Regions from separate parts of the Homo sapiens genome. Here region 1 is linked to region 2. Evidence: chromatin loops called from intact Hi-C (ENCODE). Cell type or tissue: B cell. All regions are shown on one strand. Each heading gives the region's core, and the rest is flanking DNA. Links, peaks and the distances in the headings are about the cores only.

What was found. Hi-C counts contacts between places; a loop is a spot of excess contacts. Peaks named below come from ENCODE experiments on the same cell type or tissue, not always from the same donor. Only the 100,000 strongest peaks of a DNase experiment are listed, where the experiment ranks them.
Region 1: it touches region 2 in a loop (11-fold over the local background); 5 of 110 quality-filtered maps call a loop at or near these places.

The regions. Positions count from the first base shown.
Region 1 is chr7:107,461,002-107,466,381 of GRCh38, reverse strand. The region is part of intron 6 of COG5 (component of oligomeric golgi complex 5); the gene reads left to right. Among named protein-coding and RNA genes, the nearest start is that of GPR22, 6.4 kb to the left of the region's middle. In B cell, for the core only: CTCF peaks have their summits at 2,860 and 3,067; a DNase peak (open chromatin) is centred at 3,061.
Region 2 is chr7:107,658,858-107,664,200 of GRCh38, reverse strand. It overlaps SLC26A4 (solute carrier family 26 member 4), which reads right to left and starts at 3,373. Exons shown (of 21, transcript NM_000441.2): 1 at 3,346-3,373; 2 at 2,396-2,562; 3 at 766-905. The coding sequence starts at 2,559. It overlaps SLC26A4-AS1 (SLC26A4 antisense RNA 1), which reads left to right and starts at 2,403. Exons shown (of 2, transcript NR_028137.1): 1 at 2,403-2,599; 2 at 3,995-5,343. In B cell, for the core only: a CTCF peak has its summit at 2,276; DNase peaks (open chromatin) are centred at 2,510, 3,110, 3,660 and 4,300; H3K4me3 peaks cover 2,046 bases; H3K27me3 peaks cover 2,842 bases.

The DNA of each region.
Region 1 (5,380 bases), core at 118-5,117, 200 kb after region 2:
TATCACATACATTATAAAAGTAAATACATGGCATTTCTTGCCATTTTTCCATCCATACCTACACTTTGGATCCTGTGACTATTATTACAATTTATCCTCCCTCTGTTGCACAACTGTTGGCATGTCTACTTTGGGGCTTTGTCCAAATTATTACCTTCATGTCCAGTTTTCTGGTTTACTGTTTTGACTGCTTACTATCCCTCTTTGCCTTCCTAAATATTATGGATTTTATTGATGTTTTTCTCTTATATTTTCATCAAGGAACTACACAAATAGCCATGTTTGTGCTCCATCACCCCATTGATTTCTCTTTTCTCTTGCTTCCTTTTTTTCTTTGCATAATTCTCTTACTCTTAAGTTATGCAGAATCAAATTAATTTTGTGTCCTGAGGCCAAGTCCATTGATCAACTAGATTACATATTTAACAAAGCTGTGTCAAGTCCCCTGTTTTGTGCTGTTATGACTCTTATGCTGTGCTGGGGGACATAGCTGACTGTCTACAATCTAGTGCTCTGTTATTGATACTAGTTAGATACATAACATTTTTGTAAGAAGGCTGCCATTCTTTATATAAAGAGCCTGAGAATGGCAGAGTTTTACTATAGGCTGTAGTTCTACTATAAACTCAGTAACATCCACTATACTACTTGAGTCATCCATTTGGGAAAATGAATGCATTTTAAGAGTTTAATTAATAATTCTTAAAGACTGTAATCACTGGTGTCTTTCTGCCAGGTATATTCAGCAGTGTTTCTTCAGTTACTCCTACCTTCTGATCTCTGTTTAGGGGTGCAATATCTATAAAAAGTCCTGCTGTTATTTTGATTGGTATTGCAGAGAATCTGTAGATCAGTTTGGAAAGAAATGACATCTTAACAGTATTGAGTCTTCTAACTTATGAACATAGTATCTCTACTATTTTTAGGGCATTTTACATTTATTTCGTCAATATTTTGTAGTTCTTGGCCTACAGATCCTGCACATATTTTGTTAGATTTGTATTTAATTATTTCTTCAGTACTGTTGAAGTAGCACCTAATTTTTTAAAAAAATCCAATTGTTTATTGTTAGTATATGTAATTAGGATCATATTGAACTCATATCCTGCAACTTTACTAAATTCATATATTAGTCTTGGGAGTTTTTTGTGTGAATTCCATGGTATTTTCTATATAGACAATTGTCTGCAAATAGAGATAGTTTACTTTTTCCTGAAACATGTGAGACTTACTTATATTCTTGCCTTCTTGTACTGCCTAGGACCTCTGGTATTAGGTTGAATGGGAGTGTGTTGGGAGAAACAATCCCCATAAGCCCTGAATATCCCTGAACATTCTTGCCGGATATGCTGAGAATGCAAAGCCCTAACAGAACTACCCTTTACTCCATCCATTTCTCAGGAAGGGGTTGTAGCTAGCAACCTTGAGGAATGAAGTAATGACACCCTAGACAAATAGAATGCAAGCAGACTTGCTTTTCTTTGTTATAAAAATGGCAACTTTCCCAAGCTCAGTGCTCTTCAGCTGTGAAAAAACCCGTAGTATACAGAGCATCCACAGTCCCTTTGCCAGGGACTTGGAGGGCAAGGTGAATTTTCACTGATATCATGCTCATACTGCTTGCTGCATCATGGGTAATACAGTTCTTTGGTTCGGACCCAGGCATCTTACATCTTATGTTAGCATCCATGAAACAGTAACAGGCTAGCTTCACAGCTTATAAATAGGGTAGAATCCCAGACCCTAAACAATTTTTGACATTTTTGGCTACAAGCATATGATGTTGACAGAGATAAGGTTTCCTGAAAGAGAAATGACAGGGCTCTTATGGGCTGGTTTAGAGGATATGAGACCAGTAGCGAATGCTCTTGTTTAAGTGGTGGGGTAGTAGTACAGAGTAAGAGTCTCCTAACGACCTGCCTGTTAATGAATTTTTTGAGGCTAAGCAGTGAGGGGTGGAAATGAATGAAGCTTCTCAAATAGTGCCTTGGTTATTGCTCACTCTCTAGGCTGGAGGAGGAAAAATTATTATTATATCAACAAAACAGCAAGCCTCAGGGCCCTAAGGCAAAAGGCAGTATGGCTGTAGCTGCTGAATGAAGGGCTTCTGAGAGCTAACATAAAAGATGTCAGCAATGAGGATGTGGAGCTTTGGGTAGACTAAGTATATTATAAGTTCATTTGTGGAGTCTGAGTGGGCAGCCACTTGAAATTGAATGTAAATGCAGTCTTGCTGACTGGTACATAGCTGCTCTTTTACTTTGTGGACTCCCATTTTTCTCTACCCCCTCTATTCTAACCTCAGCTGCTTAAGATAAAAGCCAAATATGGTAGGGAACCTTAGGGAGGGAGAGAAATTCAGACTTTTTTTTAGCTCTGTTGAATAGAGATGCTCAATTCGCCATCCTACGTGGTCCTGTGGGAAAAAAGCACAGTAGGTGTCAAGGTAGGCTGAAGGCACTGAGGACTGCAGGGTGGAGTTCTAGCAGCATGCACAGGGGCAAATTAGAGACCCCTAGGCCCAAGCACTTCCAGGAGCACAGCGTCACCCTGGAGTGAGAAACCAAAGCAGAAGAAAAGCCTTCCCACCACCACAGTCCTCTGCAGAATAGATTTTCCCCGCTACCTTGTCTTCCCCATGCTCCTGGTTAGGAAATAATGTAGTCTCCTGGCAGCTATGGCTGTAGTCCCTTTTGTGCATATGTTAAATTCCTTGGTCTGTGTTCCTACAGGGGGTAAAACACTCAAATTTTAAAAAGCTAAAATGTAGATGGAGCCTCTGGGCCTATTCAGTGTACTATTGTTTTGGGTTCCTCTGCTAAATGTATAATTAGTATTGATAATTTTATGTTCTTACACTATGAATACTTACAGATTTAGAGGAGATTCTCCTATTCATGGGCTGCTGCATGTAAAGAGGTGTTCCCCTGTCCCCTTTCCCCTCCCTGGGTGATTCAGCAAAAATAATGTATCATCCCAGGAGGGAAGAAAAGAAAATCACAACTTTGGTTAAAGGCTCCATGACTGCTGGAGAACTCAACCATTTCCCAGTACAGCAGTGCCACCTGCCTGACCCAGCTACCAAGTGCATCTCTTTTGAAAAGGCAGATACAGCTTTGAAAAGGGATGCAGCTGACCTGGCCTTAGTATCATTTTGGCGTTCCATGAAGTAGAACCTACCCCTTTTGGGGAAAAGCTTATTTCTCACTTTGCCACCTGAAGCAAAGCAATTGACTCATTACGGCCCTGGATTTAAGGAATTTCTTATAAATACCTGGGCCTGTTTCACTTACAGTTCAGCCCAATTAAAAGCTGATGCAGTTGTTCAGGGTCAGTGCCAGCTACAGAAAAGTGAGAGTGTGTTCCATCACTCCATTCTTATAGCTTTGACCAATATGCCCCTTGATTAACCTTTTTATATTTTTACTGGCTCCTGGCCTGTTGCCAATAGCCTAACCTTCAGGTCTGCTGTTAGAAGACTAACAGATTTAAAACAACTTTTCTTTGGGACTGCAAATTGTGAAAACAAATTATAGTTGCCAGTCAGACAGTCTGGCTTACTCAAACCTGTACCTCCCAGATTGCCATCATTTCTACCTGGATTCGTTATTGTATCAGATATGGTAATAAATCCACTATAATAGTCTGGGCAATCATTGTGTCCTGGTTTTTGGGAATAGGGACTTCAATCAGTGTCCCACCCCTGCTTCCACTTGTAGGATGAATTCCTTTTCCTCCTTCATGGCTAAAGTTTTTTTTTTTTTTTTTTTAGGCATTTTTCTTCTCCTAGTTCTAATGTGTTTTCAACAGTGCTCAAAGCATATTGGGGTTGTTGCCTTTCCCTCTGGGGTTTAAGGCTCCCCTCTGACCCCTTACCCCCCATATTAAAGATGGTAGAAAGGATCCAGCCTGGACTTCATGCTTTCCCTCAGTGGCTTCATGCTTCCCTCAAGCCTGCACCATGAGAAATGCTTTGTCAGGCCTTTCACCATACACTCAGTCTTTTTGTGTATGCCTGTGAACATCTGGTGAGATCTTTGCAAAAGTCCATGAATGGGTATGAATTCCCTTTGTGTCTGTAGATCCTCTGGCTTCTATATTTTCTTGTGAACACACACTTAGCCTTTAGCAATTCATTAACGGTTTTGACTGAATTATTCTTACTGGTGTCTAGTATTGTCTTCCCCAGGTACTCAAGTGCTCACGTCCCATGTGTCCTGCCTTTCATTAGAATTTGGATTGGTTAGTTTCCCAGTAACTGCAGCACTCTGATGAGTTCAAGAAGTTTCTATTTGTAGATCATTTGTTTTTCCCTTGTTCTTTTTTGTAGTTACAGTGTGAGCTATGTTCTGTCCAGCTTTGTGCATCTCATATGGAAGCTGGGATTTTAATTGATATCACAATGAACCTGTCTATCTGTTAGGGAACATTCACACCTTTGTATTGAGTCCTCCGATCTTTAAACATGGTATATTTCTCCACTTATTTAGGTTGCTTTAATTTCTCTTGGTAATATTTTGTAATTTTCAGTGTAGAGGTCTCACACATATTTTGTCAAGTTGGGTAGTGCTAGACTCATAACATTTTTGATACTATTACAAACAATATTTTAAAATTTTGATTTGTTTATATAAAGAAATACTGTTGAATTTTGAATATTGAACTTAAACCATATGATTTTGCCAAACTCATTTATTTATTCTTTTCTTGATTCCTTACGATTTCCTTCTTACAGAATTATATTTGAATAAACAAAGGTTTATGTCATCCTTTTCAATCTTAAATCTGTTTTGGTCTTGCCTTATTGCCGTAGCCAAGACCACAAGTAATATTGAGTAGAAATGGTGAGAGCAGACATAACTGCTTTTTTCCATGTCTTCAGGGGGAAAGTATTCAATCTTTCATTATTAGGTTTGATGCTAGGTATACGGTTTTTATGGATATCATTTTTCAGGTTGATAAAGTTTCCTTCTTTGTTGAGAATTTTTATCAGGAATGCATATTACATTATTTAAGATTTTTTCCATTTAATGAGGGTTCATATGGTTTTTCTCATTTAATCTAGTAACATGATAAATTACATGGATTTGTTTTTTTAATGTTAAGCCAACCTTGCATTTTTGACATAAACCTATTTTGATAGTACTACCTTTTTAGATATTGCATGGTTGTATCAACAATTATTTTTAAAAAATCTTTTGCCTATGTAGTCATAAGGCCTATTGGTCTGTCATTTTCTTTTATTTTAATATTTTGATCTGGTTTTGGAATCAGGACAATGCTGGACTCCAGTGAGTTGAAAGATGTTCTTTTTCTCCAATTTTGAAAATGTTTTTGTAAGATCAGAGTTAGTCCTTTCTTAAATGTTTAATAAAATTCA
Region 2 (5,343 bases), core at 1-5,000:
ATAAAATAATTTAATGTGCTGCAATCATCATTTAAAAAACCTAAGCATAATAGAACAAAGTGAAAGATTAGCACATTGTTATAATAAATATTTCACAGGAACTTTAGATATATATGTATATATCAGGATGTAACACATTTCTTTTTTTTTTTTAAATCTTGACTTGAAACTCTTTACACATTTCTTATTGAATTGTGGTCAATGAAAATAGAGAAGCTGGCTGGGTGCAGTGGCTCACGCCTGTAATCCCAGCATTTTGGGAGGCCAAGGCAGGCGGATCACGAGGTCAGGAGGTCGATACCATCCTGGCTAACCCGGTGAAACCCCGTCTCTACTAAAAATACAAAAAATTAGCCGGGCGTAGTGGCGGGCGCCTGTAGTCCCAGCTACTGGGGAGGCTGAGGCGGGAGAATGGCGTGAACCCGGGAGACGGAGCTTGCAGTGAGCCAGGATTGCGCCACTGCACTCCAGCCTAGGTGACAGAGCGAGCCCCCGTCTCAAATAAAATAAAATTTAAAAAAATTGAGAAGCCACTGCCTAGTATATGCCTCTAAATTGGACCTCTGCACCTAGTGGGGCAGCAGTTTCCCAGGAAGAGAACTCTAAGGAAGGGGAGAAGAGAGGTGACTCTCTCCACTAAGGGGCTCTACAGGAAAGATACAGGCCTTGAAGGGTAAGCAACCATCTGTCACAGACCTATGGTAGCTGGGGAGAAGTGTTAAACTCCTGCTGGAGACCAGAACTCTCAATCTGCCAACATCTTACCTTGCAGCGTGGCCACTAGCCCAGTACTAACTCCCGAAATGACGTCACTAAGCAGCCATTCCTTGACTCGGTATTTGGGGAGCCACTCCAAGATGGGCACAAGAGTCTTTAGCACACCAAAGGCTCTCTTTCTTGAACAACTGTCAAAAAGCAAGAAAACTGGGTTTTCAATCCAATCTCAGTCACAACCAATTTGCAAATCACAAAGTTATGAACTGGATTCTGCTGATGTTTATAACTATTTGGAAAAAGGATAAGTATTTCCTGGAAAATAATAACCCTGAAGTGCTTACCATGCTTTTGCCAAGAACTGTATCTATCCTTTTAAATGCACTCTTCTAGAGAACACAGGATTAAGTGTCCCACCCCTCGCTCACATTTTTAATCCTCTGAAAAAATATTCCTACACAAAAACCTATTTTCTGGTCCAGCCAGAGACTGATGGATGTGGAGTCTCTAAATGGAGATTACTTTTCAGACTCCTAATCCAGGCGCCTTATTATTATTATTTTCTTTAAAGAAGATAAACACACTGAGTATATTTTGGCAATACAAGCCTGGAGCTAGTTTTTACAAAAATCTTAGCATGAGGAATGTATACCTTATACCTTGCTACTTGGTAGTTTTTAAATTCAGTGACCTACAGATGAAAGAAAAATATCAAAAGTAGGTGGTATAACTCCTGATTTGAATAAATTGTTTTTTAATTAAGGCATTTATGGGACGATTGGACATTTTAATAATGACTCAATTTTTGATATTAGGAGGTTATTTTTAGATATTAAGGTGTGATCATGAAATGTGGTTATATTTTTTAAGAGTCTTTAAAGATATGCAGTAAAATACATAAAGACAGTATGCTATATGAGATTTGCTTAAAAATAATACTGGAGGGAGCAAGTAGGTGTAGATACAAGAAACAAGAGTAACTTGGATTTGATCACAGTTGAGGCCGAGTGATGGGTTAAAAACGGTGGGGGTGGGGAGTTCATTATACTACTACGTCTACTTATGCATATATTTGAAATGTTCTATAATGAAAGGTTTTAGAAACTCTAATTTCTTTATGTTTGTGACATCTAGTTACGGCATGTTTGGGTTTAGAGACTGAGGGTGGCTTTCCCCAGGGGTCCCACAGCCTGCTGATGAAGTACTTGGCACACCCCGCGCTCCCCTGGGTTCTAGCTTGCATCCTGGTCTCTAACTGAATGGTAGCCCGCCTACTTAGCTTGAGTGTTTCAAGGACTCCTCCTGGTCAAGAGCTGGGTTTCCCTATTCATTTCATTTAAACAAGCTCCCAAGAAGGCAACAGGGACCCACTGTACCCCAAGAGGCACTCCAAGTTTCCTTCAGAGAGGAAAAAGAGAGACGGGGCTCCTAGAACCCACTCTCCCCAAAGGCGAGTTTCCCAGGTAAGTTCATTTCGGGCCCGAGACTGATGGAGCCACCCTCCCACCAGAAGGGCGGCGTGGAGGACCGGAGACCGAAAGTCGGGCCTCTGGGAGAAGCAGCTGGCGCCCAGGGGCTCCGCCGCCCGCACCCCACTCTCGCCCGCTGGGGACGCCCTTCCCTCCCCAAGGCGTGGACGCCCCGCTCCGCTTCTCTCTACGCAGGCCCGCGCGGCCGCTACCTGCAGCACTTGGCCAGGCTCTCCCGCAGCGTCTTGCGCTCCTGCAGGCGCCGCTCGTGCTGTTGCTGGAAAGCGAGCTCGCTGTAGACCGGCCGCGACACCATGTAGCTGCAGCTGTACTCGGGGAGCTGCGGCGGCTCCGACCTGCCGCCTGGCGCTGCCATGACCTGCGAGCCAGAGGACAGCGAGGAGGGAGGACACGCGGTAAGCGAGGACGATCGGAGGGGAAGAGCGAGGAACAGAAAGAACGGGATCACCTGTTAGCTGCAGCCAGGCCCCCCTGCACCGCGAGTCTGGTCCGCGTCCTGCAGCCCTCGGCGCTCGCGACAAGCGCCCCACGGCGCGCACGGCCAGCCTGCAGGGGGGCACCTGAGAACCTTCGGGTCTCGTGGCCTGCACCCGCTGCCCGGGGTTCCCCAAACTTGAAGCGAGTAAGCCCCTGCTCTGGGGGCTTCCCGAGTTCCACCCAGTCCCCTATGGCCCGCAGCCAGGGCGCTGTCCGCGTTCTGAAATCTCCCCCAAACCGAGGGGCTGGGGCAGGGGCCAAAGGCGCTTGCAAGGCTGGAAGGGGACACTGAGATTCCCTCCCTCCCCGCACCTGACCCGGGACGCAGCTCCAGGTGCGCACTGGAGGAGAGGTGCAGACCCCCGGGCCAGGCGTGGAACCGTCAGGGCGCGCTCCGCGGGTCCCCAAGAGGCGGACGCTGCAGGCACATTCCAGCAGCTGTCGCAGCCCTCTCGGGGGCAGAACTTTCAGCTTATTGAGCAAGTCTCTCCCCTCGTCCTGTTTTCCGAGCAGCCTGTTCGCTCTCGGCGTCTCAGAAAGAAAGCTGTACTGCCCCCTGCCCACCTGATCCGTGACCACTTAAGAGTCCCATCCGCAACCCTCGAGGCCTCCCCGGGAGTGGAGCCCGGGCCGGGCGGTGTGGGCATCTTCAGGGCGAACTCACCTGTCTCTGCTCGCGCCCCGCCCGGAATGCCCCGCGGACTACCCTTCCGCTGCCTTTATAGCGCTCTCAGAAGGCAGTGGGACGTTTTATTTACGGAGCAACAGACACCTTGGTCGAAGGGAAAGACACACACAGGCTGCGGTCTTTCCCAACCGATCCTATCAGGAAAGAAATCCTACCCCTCCTGCATTCTTCCCCTTTCCCGAACCGGGAAGGCTGAGACTCTTACTGGCTGCCACGCAGGGGCCACCCGGATCCTCACTCATCCCGTTACTAATCTCAAGGGTTGCGAGGTCAGGGGCGGGCCAGGCCCTGTGGGACTCCTTAAAGAAGAGCAGAGCCCGCCTAGAGGAAGAGGTCCGTGGTCTCTGGGAGCCTGCCACAGGTGCTCTCATACCACATGGGGAGGAGAAGAGGAACAATGGCCAGGTTTCTATATTAATAAGTCCTTGAATTTCTAGAAAGTCTTTTAGGAGTATTCAATGGGTGGAGGATACAGAGAGTTCACGATTTACTCAGATTTTAGCCACTTATTCTACGTGTGCATGTGTGTGTGTTTTATTTCACAATCCAAATCAAGCCGTCCAGGTGGCCCTTTCTTACCCACTAGACTCTGTTTTTTCTTTTTCTCATTCTCCTGGACAATCAGGGAAGGAATAAACTGGACTACATGGAAATCAAGACTAGAAGAGAGGGAGGAGGAGCTGGAGCTATCCTACCTCATCAGTGTTTTGTCTTCTGTTGGGATGAACTTTGTTAAAACTAATGCATGGTTAAGATGAAAGGCAGAAGGAAGGGTTTGATAAACCAGAACATTCTCGCCTGATTGTTAGTGTTCTGAAGTAAATACAGAAGAGGCTCCAAAATACAGACCTCTGTACATCAACCTTCCGTAATCCACCTGCCTTGCATATGCAGACCATGACAATTCTACGAGCTCCTGGAAACAGAACTCAGAACTCCTCCCCAGAGAACCCTGATGCAAATTCTCTGAAATGGTAGTCAGCATGTGCGTTTTCCTGAGAAGTGAATGAGTCAACAGCTTTCAACAGATCTTCAAAGGCTTACTTCACCCAATGAAGTTAAGAACCACTAAAGAAGAAACCTAAAAGGAAAATCCAGGTCATGAACTTTGCAATTTTTATTCACATACAGAGAAGAGGGGAGGAATCTCTTGTGTATGTTTTACTTATGTATACCACTGGTTCTTAATAAAGGGCTTTTTTTGCCTCCAGAGGTCAATGCCTGGAGACATTTTTGGTTGTCACACCTAGGGAGATGCTATTGGGATCTAGTGAGTAGAGACCAGAGATGCTGCTAAACATCCTACAATGAAGTTTGCTATCACTCCAAGGTTTTGCATGCGACTTAAACTGTACATTTATTAATCAATTGCTACATGTACTAAAATATGTATCTCTCTCCATATATGTATATATGCGTGTATTTTTTCATTATTGTTGGATGTATAGCTCAACTCCACTACAACAGAGGAAAGTATTTGTTTTAAAGTAGAATCTGAATATACTCACTCTGTATACCCTCATCCATACCTTCAAGATCTGGTGAAAACACTATCTCTTGCAAGAACATTCTTTGATGCTGTTCAGAATTAATCCAGACCCTTTTCTGTATTCTCTTAATACCTTATCTGATCCTCTCTTAAGTTACTTCTCACTATCTACCTTAGTAACACAATTTTATTTACATACAAGTTCTCTCTCCCTCACTAGACAAAAACTTCTTGAGGGCAAGCACTGTGTCTCCTTTCAACCATTATTATCTTCTCTCATGTTTTTTGAACAGATTTATCTATAGCCCAAACATACCTTTTCAAAAAACTAAAAATTACTTTACATATTTGATCTAAGGCTTTGTTTTTCTCCATTAAGAGCATGCTGTGGATATCTTTGCAAGTGAGTGCATAAGGATTTTTCTTAACCTTGGAGATGGCTGTCTAGGATTTCAGAATATCAACTCATATTTGTAGCTCCATGG